Regions from separate parts of the Homo sapiens genome. Here regions 1 and 2 are each linked to region 3. A link is an interaction called in ENCODE POLR2A ChIA-PET data of the cell type or tissue named here. Cell type or tissue: GM12878. All regions are shown on one strand. Each heading gives the region's core, and the rest is flanking DNA. Links, peaks and the distances in the headings are about the cores only.

Region 1 (7,431 bases), core at 2,039-4,538, 280 kb after region 3:
CACTTTAACCTGGGAGGTAGAAGCTGCAGTGAGTTGAGATGGTGGCACTGCACTCTAACTGGGGTGACAAAGTGAAACCCTGTCACAAACGAACAAATCAGGACCAAACTGCTTTGAAAAGTAAAGTGCCATGTTAACATTTTTAATGTTAGCAGAAGTTTGGATTCTACTCGAATTCCAAGATGACACAACAAACACTTCTTTCAGTCTTTCTCTACAGCTCACATGAGATTTCCCCTTCTTCTACTAAATCACAGAATCAGAAAACCTGAGAGCCAGGAAGCAAATGCACTTCTAGGGAAAATCCCTTTGTTTGTTTTTAATATAATATATATCTAAAAATGGCCAGGCACAGTAGCTCACGCCTGTAATCCCAGCACTTTGGGAGGCCAAGGCAGGAGGATTGCTTGAGCCCAAGAGTTCAGGACCAGCCTGGCAACACAGCCAGACCCTGTCTCTACAAAAAATTTAAAAATTAGCCAGGCGTGGTGGCACATGCCTGTAGTCCTAGCTACTTGAGAGGCTGCAGCAGGAGGACCGTTTGAGCCCAGGAGGTCAAGGCTGCAGTGAGTTATGATCGTGCCACCATACTCCAACCTGGGCAACAGAGCAAAACTCTGTCTCAAAAATTATATATACAAACTCTGTCTCAAAAATTATATATATATATATATATACATATATATATATACATATACATATATATATATACATATATATATATATATGAATGAGACAATTATTAAACATTTCTGAAATGTTTATATTTTCCATGTTATTATATAGTTTCTGAAGACTTTAAGTTTACATAAAAATTTAACCAAGTCCTTAATAAGTCACCTATCTTAGACATTTATGTCATTTCTAAATGTTTTCAACCATTAAATAATAGTGCAAGGAATATCTTTGTGCACGGTGTTCTTCTTTATTTAGAATTAATTCCTTAGTAAAGGTCCTTAGAAGTACAACTCCAAAATTAAAAATATAAACATTGAAAAAGAATCTAACTGGCCACAAGCCTGCTCAGAGGCTAATAATCTATTTGCACTTCCTCCCATTTACAAATAAGAATGAGGCTGATCCAAGGTCATCCAATAGCTAGTGGCAAAGATGGAATAACAAGACTGATTGCTAGGTTTAGAATCCTCCTCACAGTATCACTCTTGCTCTCACTATATCACCTGAAAAGCCAAAAGGGGTTGAGCTCCACAGGCTGTCTAAAAAGGGAAAAATCGCAGAAATACCAAGAAGGAAAAAGGCTGGTATCTCTCCACATTCTGCCTACTTTTTAATAATTAAAGGTATTTTAGCTTAACTAAATCCACCAGTGATTCTCAACTTAGACACAAAACCTTTCTTATAAAACTTAAATATTTAGAACCGGTGCAGTGGTTCACGCCTGTAATCCCAGCACTTTGGGAGGCCAACGCGGGTGGATCACTTGAGGTCAGGAATTGGAGAAAAACCTGGCCAACAGGGTGAGACCCCGTCTCTACAAAAAATACAAAAATTAGCCAAGTGTGGTGGAGTATGCCTGCAATCCCAGCCACTACTTGGAAAACTGAGGCATGAGCTGAGATTGCATCACTGCACTCCAGCCTGGGCAACAGCAGAGCAAGTCTCTGTCTTAAAAGACAAACAAACAAACCTGGCTGAATTCATTCTCCTACTGAATACTGTGTTCCAAGTATGGTCTGACCAGCCTGAAATGGAACAGGACTATCACCTTCTTCATTATGACACTCCATAACCACAAAGCCTCAGCTTAAATTATTTTATTACACTTTTTCAATCAACAGAGACTCCTTTTTTCCCCAAATATAGAGCTGCTAAACCATATCTCTAGCTTTTTTTTTTTTTTTGAAACGGAGTCTCGCTCTGTTGCCCAGGCTGAAGTGCAGTGGCATGATGTCAGCTCACTGCAACCTCCGTCTCCCAAGTTCAAGCAATTCTCCTGCCTCAGCCTCCCAAGTGGCTGGGATTACAGGCTTGTGCCACCACAACCGGCTAATTTTTATATTTTTAGTAGAGATGGGGTTTCACCATGTTGGCCAGGTTGGTCCTGAACTCCTGACCTCAGGTGATCCACCAGCCTCGGCCTCCCAAAGTGCTGGGATTATAGGCATGAGCCACCACGCCCAGCCTCTAGCTTTTTTATAAATTTAGCTTTATGAAGACTTTATTAAAAAAAATTTTTCTTTGAGATGGAGTCTCGCTTTGTCGCCCAGGCTAGAGTGCAATGGCACGATCTCAGCTCATTGCAACCTCTGGCTTCCGGGTTCAAGCAATTCTCCCGTCTCCTCTGGGTAGCTGGGATCAGCACACCCGGCTAGTTTTTGTACATCTTAGTAGAGACGGGGTTTCGCCATGTTGGCCGGGCTGGCCTTGAACTCCTGACCTCAAGTGATCCGCCCACCTTGGCCTCCCAAAGTGCTGGGATTATAGGCGTGAGCCACTGTGCCCGGCCTATAAAGACATTTAAAAATAAAACTATGGCTGAGGTGGGAGGGTTGCCTGAGTCTGAGAGTTTGAGGATGCAGTGAGCAGTGATCATACCACTGCATTCCCAGCCTGGGCGACAGTGAAACTCTTGTCTCAAAATCAATCAATCTATGCACAAAAGAAAAATCACTGGCCAACACAACTTTTCACCAATTCTCATATTTAACCCTGTCCTAGCAATAATCATAGAATCTCAAGGATGGAAGGCTCATTAAAGATCTTTCAGCCCATCTCAATTCCTCCACTCCCCTCACATGTTCTACTCCATCCCCAATTTGATGTTCCCAAAACATCTCAGCCAAATCAGGAAGCAGGCTGAGCCTGAATACTGACAGAGAATCAAACATTCAAGGTAACCTAGTTCATTTCTGGACTCCAGTAGTCAGAAGGTTTTTGCTAAGCCGGCATCAATTCTCTACTGGCACCCTAAGCTGCCTCCTGGAGCAAGAGAACGTAAAAATAAAAGCATAATGTGAGTAGCACTGGCCATGGACTTGGAAAGATCTGGTTCCATGTCCTGTCTCTCGCACTTACCGAGAAAGACAGCAAGCCACTTGACCAGTTCTTTCATTTGTTAAAAAAGGCTAACAGGATCTTCCAAGGTTTGTCATTGAGGATTAAATAAGATTGCAAGTGAAATAGAGCTAGCACAGTGCTTGGCTGGGTATTGAAAAAAATATTTGTGCCTTTCCTCCTATCCCCTCATGATGAGTCACATGCTGACAATTCCATAAGTAAAATGATTCCAGCTCCTTCAAGCACTAGTCATAAAAACAGAATAATAATAGCACCTACCCACAGAATGTTTATGAGGATTAAAGAGATGATAGTACATATAAAATACTAAGAACAGTGCCTGGCACAGAGTAAGTACTCAAAACGTTACCAGGTATTATATTAGCAGTGTTAGACATCATCTCTGCCCCCTCACGTCTTTTGCTCATCTCTGAACTTTCTCCAACTGAACACTGTGTTCCAGGTATGGTCTGACCAGCCTGAAATGGAACAGGAGTATCATCTTTTTCATTCTGACACTGCATAACCACAAAGCCTCAGAATAAATTATTTTATTATGCTTTTTCAATCAACAGAGACTCGTTTTTCCCCGAATATAGAGCTGCTAAACTTTATAATTCCATATTTAAATCATTATTTGCACTAATCTCCACAACATACCTTCATGATAGACTCGACCAAAACCACAAGTAGAGTTCAGTAACAAAACTCTTATATTTTTTATGTTTTTCACAAGAGATGTAACAAGCAGACAACAGGGTTCTTAATCTCTCCTCTCACATGGGATATTAAATATAAATATTCAATATTTTCTCTTCAAGTTTAACCCCAGAACTGCTTTAGCAAATCTCACTCAAATGCAAAATTTTTAAAAAGGTGATGTCAGATCTGAAACACAAGTACTAAACAGGAAAGAAGTAACATAGAATGACTCATTTTCAATATAAATGACACTTAAAAAATAATCTTCACACCATGTGGCAGACATGAAGCCAAATACTTTACATGCATTATTATCTCAATCTTTGCAACAACCTCTGAAGTATTATTGTAATTATTTTACAGATAAACTGTGGGTTCCAAAAAGTATATTCCAAGATTATCTGGCAAGTAAACTCTCACTTGAACCCAAGTTGGTGTGATTCTGAAGCCCATACTCTGGCTTTTTTTTTTTTTTTTCTTTTTTGAGACAGAGTCTATGTAGTGGTGTGATCATGGCTCACTGCAGCCTTGACTTTCAGGGTTCAAGCGATCCTCTGGATCCTCCTACCTAGCCTCTCAAGAAGCTGGGGTCACAAGCATGTGCCACAACACCCGGCTAATTTTTGCCTTTTTTTGTAGAGAAAGGGTTTCACCATGTTACCCAGGGTGGTCCAAACTCCTGGGCTCAAGCCATCCACCTGCCTTACCCTCCCAAAGTGCTGGGATTACAGGCGTGAGCCACGAACCAGTATGAAGCTGATACTCTTAATTGCTACAGGATACTTCCTCCTTCAACAATAACAACAGTTACGACCTACTGAACATTCCCTTACAAATGCTCAAGTTCTGAAATTGGGCTTCCTGAAGTATCCCACACCACAATATATAACCTCATTAACAACCCTTACTTCTATCAAGCACTAAGGGAGAGGCCTAGTATTACACATTGGTGAAGCTGATACAATTAGTACAAAAATGAATGCTTATACAAAAGGCTATCTTTAATTACAGTCTTTTAATTTTTTTTTTGAGACAGTGTCTCGCTCTGCCACCCAGTCTGGAGTTCAGTGGCCCAATCACACGGCTCACTGTGGCCTCAACCTCCTGGGATCAGTGATGCTCCCACCTCAGCCTCCTGAGTAGCTGGGACCACAGGTGTGTACCACCACACGAGGCTAATTTTTAAAATTATTTGTAGAGACAGCAACTCCCTATGTTACTCAGGCTGGTCTCCAACTCCTGGGCTCAAGGGATCCTTCCACCTCAGCCTCCCAAAGTGCAAGGATTATAGGCTTGAGCCACTCTGCTCAGCCTACATAGTAATTCTTATACCTTTTCATATTTATTCTATTTTTTAAAGTTTTTTTCCTAAGTATTTTAAGTCAATTCCTCAAAAAAAAAAAGGTGTCTATTCTGACACCCACGTATTCATTCAGGAAACATTTCGAACTGACTACTGTGTGGAACACTTATCAGTGGTATAACGTTGTGCTGAATACCAGTCAGCACCTTCAAGGGAATTACTCTCTGGTAACAGTTATGCTTTAACAGCTAGCTACAATAGGAGATGATATCTGAACTAGGCTTTGCTCAAATAAATTCTATTTCCAATAGTGAAAAATGGGAAAAGGAGACATGTAACATAAAGGAACAGCATAAAAATACTTAGGAATCCAACTTACAAGGGATGTGAAGGACCTCTTCAAGGAGAACTACAAACCACTGCTCAATGAAATAAAAGAGGATACAAACAAATGGAAGAACATTCCATGCTCATGGATAGGAAGAATCAATATCGTGAAAATGGCCATACTGAGCAAGGTAATTTATAGATTTAATGCCATCCCCATCAAGCTACCAATGACTTTCTTCACAGAATTGGAAAAAACTACTTTAAAGTTCATATGGAACCCAAAAAGAGCCCGCATTGCCAAGACAATCCTAAGCCAAAAGAACAAAGCTGGAAGCATCATGCTACCTGACTTCAAACTATACTACAAGGCTACAATAACCAAAACAGCATGGTATGGTACTGGTACCAAAACAGAGATATAGACCAATGGAACAGAACAGAGCCCTCAGAAATAATACCACATATCCACAACCATCTGATCTTTGACAAACCTGACCAAAACAAGAAATGGGGAAACGATTCCCTATTTAATAAATGGTGCTGGGAAAACTGGCTAGCCATATGTAGAAAGCTGAAACTGGATCCCTTCCTTACACGTTATACAAAAATTAATTCGAGATGGATTAAAGACTTAAATGTTAGACCTAAAACCATAAAAACCCTAGAAGAAAACCTAGGCAATACCATTCAGGACATAGACATGGGCAAGGACTTCATGTCTGAAACACCAAAAGCAATGGCAACAAAAGCCAAAATTGACAAATGGGATCTAATTAAACGAAAGAGCTTCTGCACAGCAAAAGAAACTACCATCAGAGTGAACAGGCAACCTACAGAATGGGAGAAAATTTTTGCAATATACTTATCTGACAAAGGGCTAATATCCAGAATCTACAAAGAACTCAAACAAATTTAAAAGAAACAAACAACCCCATCACAAAGTAGGGGAAGGATATGAACAGACACTTTGCAAAAGAAGACATTTATGCAGCCAACAGACACATGAAAAAATGGTCATCACTGGCCATCAGAGAAATGCAAATCAAAACCACAACGAGATACCATCTCACACCAGTTAGAATAGTGATCATTAAAAAGTTAAGAAACAGGCTGGGCACAGCGGCTCACGTCTGTAATCCCAGCACTTTGGGAGGCCAAGGCAGGTGGATCATGAGGTCAGGAGATCGAGACCATCCTGGCTAACACGGAGAACTCCCATCTCTACTAAAAATACAAAAAATTAGCTGGGCGTGGTGGCGGGCACCTGTAATCCCAGCTACTCGGGAGGCTGAGGCAGGAGAATGGCGTGAACACGGGAGGTGAAGCCTGCAGTGAGCCAAGATTGTGCCACTGCACTCCAGCCTGGGCAACAGAGCAAGACTCCGTCTCAAAAAAAAAAAAAAAAAGTCAGGAAACAACAGGTGCTGGAGAGGATGTGGAGAAATAGGAACACTTTTACACTGCTGGAGGGACTGTAAACTGCTTCAACCATTGGGGAAGACAGTGTGGCAGTTCCTCAAGGATCTAGAACTAGAAATACCATTTGACCCAGCCATCCCATTACTGGGTATGTACCCAAAGGATTATAAATCATGCTGCTATAAAGACACATGCGCACGTATGTTTACTGCAGCACCATTCACAATAGCAAAGACTTGGAACCAACCCAAATGTCCATCAATGATAGAATGGATTAAGAAAATGTGGCACATATACACCATGGAATACTATGAAGCCATAAAAAAGGATGAGTTCATGTCCTTTGTAGGGACATGGGAACATCACACACTGGGGCCTGTTGTGGGGTAGGGGGAGGCGGGAGGGATAGCATTAGGAGACATACCTAATGTAAATGACGAGTTAATGGGTGCAGCACATCAACATGGCACCTGTATACATTATGTAACAAACCTGCACGTTGTGCACATGTACCCTGGAACTTAAAGTATAATAAATAAAAAAATTAAAAAACAAAAAAGGAACAGCATAATACAAAGGACAAAAAAAAAGGCTGAAAACAAATGGCACATTCAGGGAACGGTAAGTCACTGTGGTAGAGAAGTAGGTGTAAAAGTATC
Region 2 (2,500 bases), core at 1-2,500, 82 kb before region 3:
AATTCCAGCTACTCAGGAGGCTGAGGCAGGAGAATCGCTTGAACCTGAGAGGCGGAGGTTGCAGTGAGCCGACATCACACCACTGCACTCCAGCCTGGGCGAAGAGTGAGACTCTGTCTAAAAAGAAAAAAAAAAAAAAAAAGACATCCTGCTTGTTTCGCCTTTCCCATTTTTCCCTTTTACGATTGCCTCACTTCCTGAAAACAAACAAACCAATCCTACTTTTCATCCATTCTGAATTTTACCACTGTGCACTGTTCCAGGATGTAAAAACCTCCAGGACACCAAACAAAGCAAACTGAAAAATAGTATGAGTGTAGGTGAAATTTTCTTTAATTAAAGCACTAGAAATCCTTGGTAGGAGGGCCTCATATCTTTCGGTGTTTTACTTATTTCTGTTAAGGGTGAAGAATAACTAGGAACAAAGTATTTTGGTCCTTATTAGGATGTTCTGATTTCAGATATACTGAGAATAAGGTGGTGGGAATGAAGATGACCTTCACTTTATGATGTTGTTTCTTTCATCTCTATAATCACAGAATGCATTACCCTGAAAGTCTTTGAGACTACCGTTAAACAATACTTTGATACCACCACTCTTATGACAGCATTTCTTTGCAAAAAACTCCTAGAGTCCTTTTAGTGCTTGAAAAGGCAGAATGTGTAGCAGATTGTGGCAAAAAAGGTAGTAGATTAAAGAATTGTCTAGGAATACAAATGATGAAGAAAATCTTAAAATGCATTTGAGTTGATTTGGGCTTAAGTTGGAAACGGTGCATGAGTCTCTCCACCGATAGGAATGCTATGGTGACTGGGCATAACAATGGCCTTATTGCTTTTTCCCACATTAAAAAAATATATTTATTTTCAGAAAAGTGTTTTATTAATTTAAAAAAATCTTTGGGTCAAAAAGAGAGACAAAAACAAGTGTTGGTGAGGATATGAAAAAATTAGAACCCTCATACATCGCTAGTGAAAATGTAAAATGGCACAGCCACTTTGGAAAACAGTGCGACAGTTCTTTAAAACGTTAAACATAGGCTGGGCACGGTGGCTCATGCCTGTAATTCCAGCACTTTGGGAGGCTGAGTTGGGCGGATCATGAGGTCAGGAGTTCAAGACCAGCCTGGCCAATATGGGGAAACCCCCATCTCTACTAAAAATACGAAAATTAGCTGGGCGTGGTGGCGCACACCTGTAGTCTCAGCTACTCAGGAAGCTGAGGCAGAAGAATCACTTGAACCTGGGAGGTGGAGGTTGCAGTGAGCCAAGATCGCACCACTGCACTCCAGCCTGGGCTACAGAGTGAGACTCCGTCTCAAAAAAAAAAAAAAGAAAGGGTTAAACATAGAGTTTCTATATGACCCAATAATTTCACTCCTGGGCATATACCTAAGAGAAATGAAAACATATGTCCACACAAAAATTTATACATGTATGATTATACCAGCATTATTCATAATAGTAAAAAATAAAAATGGAAACAACCCAATATCAACTGATGAATAAAATGTCGTAGACGTCTACAATGGAATATTATTCACCAATAAACCGTGAAAACATTATGCTAAGTAGACAGTCACAAAAAAGATCACATATTGGATGATTCTATTTACACGAGATACCCAGAGTAGGCAAATCTATACATAGAAAGCAGATTAGTGGTTGCCTAGGGCTGGCAGGATGGGGATGTGAGGGGAAAAGGAGATTGAACTGCAATGGGCATGGGTGTTTTTGGAGGGTGATGAAATGTTCTAAAACTCTGGCAATGGTTGTACAATTCTGAATATACTAAAAACTTTGAATTGTACTTTTTAAATATGGGAATTGTATGGTATGTGGATTATACCGCAACAAAGCTGTTACTAAAAACATCTGGCACATAATCTGAATTTCTTAAAATTTGTAGACACAATTGAAAAAGCTCAGAACTGTTTACCAGTTAATTTAGTCAAACAAATTACTTTTACTAAAAATAATAAAAATGACATGAGATTAGAACATAAAGTTGTAGATCATGAATCCAATTAAAACCAAGACAACTATCTCTACTGCAAAAGGACTGTGGGTAACTAACTGAAAGCAATATTTACACAATTTGTTATAATGAAAAAGTTAATAGACCCTTGGAGTTTATTACATGTAACAAATCTTACTCTGCCTGTTGGAAAATAAGATGTTTGGAATTACCAAATACCTAGTTACAGACAGTTCCCATCAATTGATAAATGGATAAATAAAATGCAAAATACTGATACACTGCAATATTATTCAGCTATAAAAATGAATGAAGTACTTACTGACCAATGCTACAACATGGATGACCCTTGAAAACTACGCTCAGTGAAAGAAGCCGGGCACAAACAAGAGGGAGAAGATGCGGAGCAGCTGCTAATGGGTACCAGGTTTCTCGCTGGGGTGATAAAAATGCTGTAAACTTAGATATTGGGGATGGTTGTACAATTCTGTGAAAATACAGAAAAAAAGCAACCCACTAAAT
Region 3 (7,431 bases), core at 1,856-4,355:
TATACTTCAGATACAAAACATCTACTACATCTAACTCAAGCTAGCAATGTCAAATGATTACCTTGGTCTTAACATCTAAAAGGCTTTTTCTTCCCTTAAATGAGTCCTAGCATTAGGTATCCCTGATTACAGTAAGCAGTTCACTCTTCCATTAAAAAAAACAACCTTCATTATACAAACACAGACTAATGGAGACAACGCCCTAGTGCCTGTGATCATTCTTCTTACGCTGGAAAATACCTGCTTTGCCTCCAGCCTGTGTTCTGTGGCCAGGACAGCTGTCTTGGTAGAGGCTTCTTGTGTTTTCATCCTGGTGTCCCTCTTTATGGGGCTGCTCCACCTCAGCACTCCTTCTAAAAACCAAAATGCAATTCCTATCAACTGTCGAATATGTAAATATTACATTTTACTCATCTCTGCTGGTCATATTACCCTTATGCTTTGCCTCCCAGTAAACCCAGCATCTTTTTTTTTTTTTTTTTTTTTTTTTTTTTTTTTTGGAGATAGGGTCCTGCTCTGTCACCCAGGCTGGAGTGCAGTGACGCAGTCACAGCTCACTGCAGCGTCAACCTCCCAGGCTCAAGCTTTCCTCCCACTTCGGCCTCCTGAGTAGTTGGAACTAGAGGTGCACTTCACCATCCTGGTAATTTTTTTTTTTTTGAGACAGAGTCTCCCTCTGTTGCCCAGGCTGGGGTGCAGTGGCGCGATGTCAGCTCACTGCAACCTGTGCTTCCCAGATTCAAGCAATTCTCCTTCCTCAGCCTCCTGAACAGCTGGGATTACAGGTGCCTGCCACCACGCCCGGCTAATTTTGTATTTTTAGTAGAGACGGGGTTTTGCCATGTTGGCCAGGCTGGTCTTAAGCTCCTGACCTCAAGTGATCCACCCACCTCCAAAAGTGCTGGGATTACAGGTGTGAGCCATCATGCCTGCTTGTATTTTTTTTTTTTTTTTTTTGAGACGGAGTTTCGCTCTGTGGCCCAGGCTGGAGTGCAATGGCACGATCTCGGCTCACTGCAAGCTCGGCCTCCCGGGTTCACGCCATTCTCCTGCCTCAGCCTCCCGAGTAGCTGGGACTACAGGCGCCCGCCACCACGCCCGGCTAATTTTTTGTATTTTTAGTAGAGATGGGGTTTCACCATGTTAGCCAGGATGTTCTCGATCTCCTGACCTCATGATCCACCCACCTCGGCCTTCCAAAGTGCTGGGATTACAGGTGTGAGCCACGGCGCCTGGCTGCCTGCTTGTATTTTTTTGTAGAGATGGAGTCTATGTTGCCCAGGCTGGTCTCTGAACTCCTGGCCTCAAGCAATCCTACCACCTCAGCCTCCCAAAGTGTTGGGACTACAGACACGAGCCTCTGTGCCCAGCCTCCAACATCTTTATTCTACCTCCAGTCTACTAAAAACCTCACAATTGTCTTGCAGTCTTTTTCATACACCTTTGCCTTCACAAAGCCTTTCTTCCCTCTTTTCCGTTAGCAGAATCTTGGTTTTTGTAGGCACATCTATGCTCCCCTCCGCCAACCAACACCTTCCCCAGCTCAGGGGCAAATCTTGATTAGCTGGGTACCTTTTCCCTGGATGAGGATTGGCCCAGCATGGACATGTGATACAGTTCTGGCCCATGAGACAGATTTCATGGGGAGGCTTCCAAGAAGTTTCCTCATTCTTTAAAAGAGACCCCCAGGAAGACTCATTCTCTTTTGCTAATCCTTGCTGAGGCTGACTGTGGCATCTGGAGCTGCAGCAGCCTTCTTGTGATCAGGATGGAATGAAGAGAAAGACAGAAAGACTGAGGGCCCTTCACAACGTCAGCAAATCCACCAACCATGGGGCTTAGCTGCCCTACTTCAGGAAATGTTGTTTAATGAAATAATAAAATGCCCTAACTTTTTTTTTTTTTTTTTTTGAGATGGAGTCTCACTCTGTCGCCCAGGCTGGAGTGCAGTGGCGTGATCTCAGCTCACTGCAAGCTCCACCTCCCAGGTTCACGCCATTCTCCTGCCTCAGCCTCCTGAGTAGCTGGAACTACCAGCGCCTGCCACCACACCTGGCTAATTTTTTGTATTTTTAGTAGAGACGGGGTTTCTCTGTGTTAGCCAGGATGGTCTCGATCTCTTTACCTCATGATCCACCCGCCTCGGCCTTCCAAAGTGCTGGGATTACAGGCGTGAGCCACTGCACCCGGACTAACTTTTTTTTTTTTTTTTCAGAAACAGTGTCTCACTCTGTTGCCCAGGATAGAGTACAGTGGCCGCATCATGGCTTGCTCCAGCCTCAACTCCTGGGCTCAAGGGGGAGCCCGACTAATTTTGTATGTTTTGTTGTGTTTTGTTTTGTTTTGAGACAGGGTCTCACTCTGTCACCCAGGCTGGAGCTCACTGCAGCCTCCACCTCCCCAGGCTCATGTGATCCTCACACGTCAGCTTCCAGAGTAGCTGGAACCACACGTATGTGTTGCCTGGCTAATTTTTGATTTTTTTTTTCTTTTTAAGTTTTGTATTTTTTGTAGAGATGGGGTTTCACCGTGTTGCCCAGGCAGGTCTCAAAATGCTAGACTCAAGTGATCCTCCTTCCTTGGCCTCTTTAAAGTGTTGGGATTACAGACTTGATAGCCACCATGCGAGGCTTTTTTTTTTTTTTTTTTTTTGAGATGGTGTTGTGCTCTGTCACCCAGCCTGGAGTGCAGTGGTGCCATCATAGCTTACTGCAGCCTCAACCTCCGGGTCTCAAACCATCCTCCCACCTCAGCCTCCCGAAGCTCTGGGATGACAGTCATGAGCCACCATGCCCAGCCAAAATGCCCTAACTTTTTAAAGCCAAATTGAAGTTGGATGTACTAGATCTTTTTCTGATTGGTCCTTCAGACTCATTTCTCTCTGTCAATCAGGAGGCTGGGTTTGGCCTGTGACATGTATCAACAGATCAAAGGGTGGGAGTACAGAGCCAGGTCCTGGTTCACTGGTGGCTGCATCCTTTGCCCAAGGTCATAACCCCTGTCAGGTGGCTTTTGTGCTGTAGCTATACATCAGATTTCAAGAACCTCTCCTTCCTTTTGCCCTCTCAACTAAAAAGTGTGGTGGTGGTTTCCTTCTGTTGCTAGTTTCATTCTTTGTGGTTCCCTGAACCCTACCTATACTTTAGTAAGTAATTGCTTCATTAGCATCTCTTAAATATCCTCTTTTGGCTGGGCGCAGTGGCTCACACCTGTAATCCCAGCACTTTGGGAGGCCGAGGCAGGCGGATCACGAGGTCAGGAGATCAAGACCATCCTGGCTAACACGGTGAAATCCTGTCTCTACTAAAAATACAAAAAATTTTTGTAGTCCCAGCTACTCGGGAGGCTGAGGCAGGAGAATTGGCGTGAACCCGGGAGGCAGAGGTTGCAGTGAGCCGAGATTGCGCCACTGCACTCCAGCCTGGGTGGCAGAGCGAGACTCCGTCTCATAAAAAAAAAAAAAAAAAAAATTCTCTCTTGCGTTTGCCAACTCTTTTCCGCCAGGACCCTGACTAATACTTGGGTTTGCAACTGTTGCAATTACTGCCCACCTGAATGAACCCTTACTATCCTTAAAGACATTTTACTATCATCTTTCATGTAGATGAGTCTGTTCATTGGTTTTAGAGCATGAAGTGGTGTAATGTGCCCATTTTGATTTTTGTCTGACGTTCTGATAGGTGATTAATTGATTGTTTTTATCAAAACGTCTACTCTCCTAATAAATCTGTCAATTTTTTTTATTCCACCTATAACTTTTGTTTTTTATTTTTATTTTTTTGAGACGGAGTCTAGCTCTATCGCCTAGGCTGGAGTGCAGTGGTGCGATCTTGGCTCACTGCAACCTCTGCCTCCAGGGTCCAAGCAATTCTCCTGCCTCAGCCTCCTGAGTAGCTGGGATTACAGGCATGCGCCATGACACCTGGCTAATTTTTGTATTTTTAGTAGCGACGGGGTTTCGCAGTGTTGGCCAGGCTGGTCTCGAACTCCTGACCTTAAGTGATCTGCCTTCCTTGGCCTCCCAAAGTGCTGGGATTACAGGCGTGAACCACTGCTCCTGGCCCATCTATAACTTTTGGGTTGTTCACATTTATGGGAAAACAATGAGGAGAAATAAATTTCCAAATGTTTTTAGATTAATGACTTTTACATGCCTTCCAAGTATCTTCTAAAGAAGTGTTATGAGATGTTCCAGCCGGGCACGGTGGCTTACGCCTGTAATCCCAGTACTTTTGGAGGTGGGCAGGTCACCTGAGGTCAGGAGTTAGAGACCAGTCTGGGCAACATGGTGAAACCCTGTCTCTACTAAAAATACAAAAATTAGCCAGGCATGGTGGCGCATGCCTATAATCCCAGCTACTCAGATAGCTGAAGCAGGAGAGTTGCTTGAACCTGGGAGGTGGAGGTTGCAGTTAGTCGGTGATGACTGTTGAGATGTAACACCAGCAGCATGATCCGTGACAGAATTAATAAGGTGGACTTTATTAAAATTAAAATTTTCTGCTTTACAAAAGACACTCTTAAGAGAACAAAAAGACAAGACAGACTAGAAGAAAATGTTTGCAAAAGATATATCTGATAATGGACCATTATCCAAAATATACAAAGAATTCTCAAAACTTAACAATAAGAAAACAAACAACCTGATTAAAAAATGAGTCAAAGGCCTGGCATGGTGGCTCGTACCTATAATCCTAACACTTTGGGAGGCTGAGGCAGTAAGATTGCCTGAACCCAGAAATTCAATACCAGCCTGGGCAATATAGTGAGACCTCGTCTCTACAAAAAATATAAAAATTAGCTGGGTGTCGTGGTGCAGGCCTGTTGTCCCACCTACTTGCTAGGCTGAAATGGGAGGATGGCTTGAGCCCAGGAGGCGGAGGTTGCAGTGAGCCATGATTGTGCCACTGCACTCCAGTCTGGGCAATAGAGCAAGACTCTGTCTCAAAAAACAAAAGCAAACCCAAAAATATGCCAAAGACCTTAACAGACACCTTACCAAAGCAGATAAACAGATGGCAAATAAGCATATGAAAAGATGCTCCACATTTCCCTTTCATCAGGGAAAAGCAAAATAAAACAACAATAAGATGTCATTGCATACCTATTAGAATGGCCAAAGTCCAGAACACTTACAACATCAAATGCTGGCAAGCATGTGGAGCAACAGGAACTCTCATTGCTGATGGGAATGCAGAATGGCATAGCCACTTTGGAAGACAGTATGGTAGTTTCTTACAAAACTAAACCTACTCTTGCCATATGATCCAATGTTGGCTTTGAAAACTTATGTCCATACAAAACCCTGCACAGGTATTTATAGCAGCTTTATTCATAACTGCCAAAACTTGGAAGTAACTAAAATGTCCTTCAGTAGGTGAATGGATAAATTGTGATACATTCAAACAATGGAATATTATCCAGCATTAAAAAGAAATGAGCTACCAAGCCGTAAAGAGACATGAGGAAAACTTAATTCCATAATGCTAAGTGAAAGAAGCCAGTCTGAAAAGGCTACACACTGTATTATTCCAACAATATGGCATTCTGGAAAAGACAAAACTGTGGAGATGGTAAAAAGATCAGTGGTTGCCAGGGGCTGAGGGCAGGAAGGGATGAATAGGCAGAGAATAGAGGAGTTTTAGGGCAGTGAAAATACTCTGTATGATACTATAATGGTGGACACATGTCCTATATATTTTTCCATTTGTCCATAGATTGTACAACAACAAGAATGAACCTTAATATAAACTATACACTTTGAGTGATGATGTGTCAATGTAGGTTCATCAGTTGTAATAAATGTAGCACTCTGGTGGGGGATGTTGTTAATGGGGGGGATTGTGCATGTGTTGGGGGGGCATATGAGATATCTCAGTGCCTTCCTCTTAATTTTGCTATGAACCTAAAACTGCTCTCAAAAAAATAAAGTCTGGCCGGGTACAGTGGCTCACACCTGTAATCTCAGCACTTTGGGAAGCCAAGGCAGGTGGATCACCTGAGGTCAGGAGTTCGAGATCAGCCTGGCTGACATGATGAAACCCTGTCTCTACTAAAATTACAAAAATTAGCTGGGTGTGGTGGCGCGCGCCTGTTATCCCAGGTACTCGGAAGGCTGAGGCAGGAGAATCGCTTGAACCCAGGAGGCGGAGCTTGCAGTGAGCCGAGATTGCACCACTGCACTCCAGCCTGGGTGACAGAGTGAGACTCTATCTCAAAAAAAATAATAAAATAAAATAAAGTCTTTAAAAAAATAATCTTTGGCTACTTCAGCCATTTTCTCCCTTCTCAGGCCATGGCTTTGGTTTCATCCTCAACCTCCAACTAGGTTCCTCTGACAACTTTTTTTTTTTTTTTAACATTTCTCTGCTCCAAAACCAGACCCCAAATTCAGGGAGGAAATTATGTAGAGGCTGATGGTCTTACACCCAGATCACCTGTGGTTTTCCCCAAATGGCCACTTGATGGCACTCAAGAATCTTCTTCTTGTTCACATGATTCCTGGAATGGCTCATGTGAAATAAAGGGGGTATGATGAATGAAGGACTTTTGATAAAAGTCATTAGATGCTATGGATATGTTCCAGTGTGTTCCATTGTAGACCACAGTACTATCATGTCTGCCTTTTTTTTTTTTTTTTTGGTAGAGATGGGGGTCTCACTATGTTGCCCTGGCTGGTCTTGAACTCTTGGGCTCAAGCAGTCCTTTTGCCTCAGCCTCCCAAAGTGTTGGGATTATAGGTATGAGCCACTGCACCTGGCCTGTCTCTGCCATTTTTTGACAGATAATGGAACGGCATGATTCACAACAGTATTATTCTGTTAATTTCATCCAGATGAAAAAATACTGATCACATAAATAGAAATATATGTTTAGAGATGTGTAGAACTATCACCATATACAAAATATACTACACTGTCATCATCAAAGAGTTGTTAAAAGTTTTCCTACTCAAATTTGAAATATCTGCCAGGCATGGTGGCTCACACCTGTAATTCCAGCAATTTGGGAGGCTGAGGCAAGCAGATAACTGGAGCTCAGCAGTTCGAGACCAGCCTTGGCAACATAGCAAAACCGCGTCTCTACTAAAAAATTAAAAAATTAGCCGGGCATGGTGGCGTGCACCTGTAATACCAGCTACTCAAGAGACTGAGGTGGGAGGATGGCTTGAGCCCGGGAGGTTGAGGTTGCAATGAGTCAGGATCGTGCCACTCACTCCAGCCTGGGCAACAGAGCAAGAGTCTATCTCTAAAAAAAAAAAAAAGAAGAAGAGGTCGGGCGTGGTGGCTCACGCCTGTAATCCCAGCACTTTGGGAGGCCAAAGCATGTGGATCACTTGAGGTCAGGAGTTCTAGACTAGCCTGGCCAACATGGTAAAATCCCGTCTCTTCTAAAAATACAAAAATTAGCTGGGCGTGGTGGCAGGCACCT

The links. Peaks named below come from ENCODE experiments on the same cell type or tissue, not always from the same donor. Only the 100,000 strongest peaks of a DNase experiment are listed, where the experiment ranks them.
Region 1: POLR2A ChIA-PET joins it to region 3 with 5 read pairs; 1 of 35 experiments calls an interaction of 5 or more read pairs at or near these places.
Region 2: POLR2A ChIA-PET joins it to region 3 with 6 read pairs; 3 of 35 experiments call an interaction of 5 or more read pairs at or near these places.

Annotation. Positions count from the first base shown.
Region 1 is chr15:90,415,907-90,423,337 of GRCh38, reverse strand. The region is part of intron 2 of IQGAP1 (IQ motif containing GTPase activating protein 1); the gene reads right to left. Among named protein-coding and RNA genes, the nearest start is that of IQGAP1, 31 kb to the right of the region's middle. RefSeq lists an enhancer at 3,520-3,569. In GM12878, for the core only: no CTCF peak of the experiment used is centred there; a DNase peak (open chromatin) is centred at 3,447; H3K27ac peaks cover 1,961 bases.
Region 2 is chr15:90,777,724-90,780,223 of GRCh38, reverse strand. The region is part of intron 12 of BLM (BLM RecQ like helicase); the gene reads right to left. Among named protein-coding and RNA genes, the nearest start is that of BLM, 62 kb to the right of the region's middle. In GM12878, for the core only: no CTCF peak of the experiment used is centred there; no DNase peak of the experiment used is centred there.
Region 3 is chr15:90,692,897-90,700,327 of GRCh38, reverse strand. All of the region lies in intron 2 of CRTC3-AS1 (CRTC3 antisense RNA 1), which reads left to right. Among named protein-coding and RNA genes, the nearest start is that of CRTC3-AS1, 21 kb to the left of the region's middle. In GM12878, for the core only: no CTCF peak of the experiment used is centred there; a DNase peak (open chromatin) is centred at 3,033.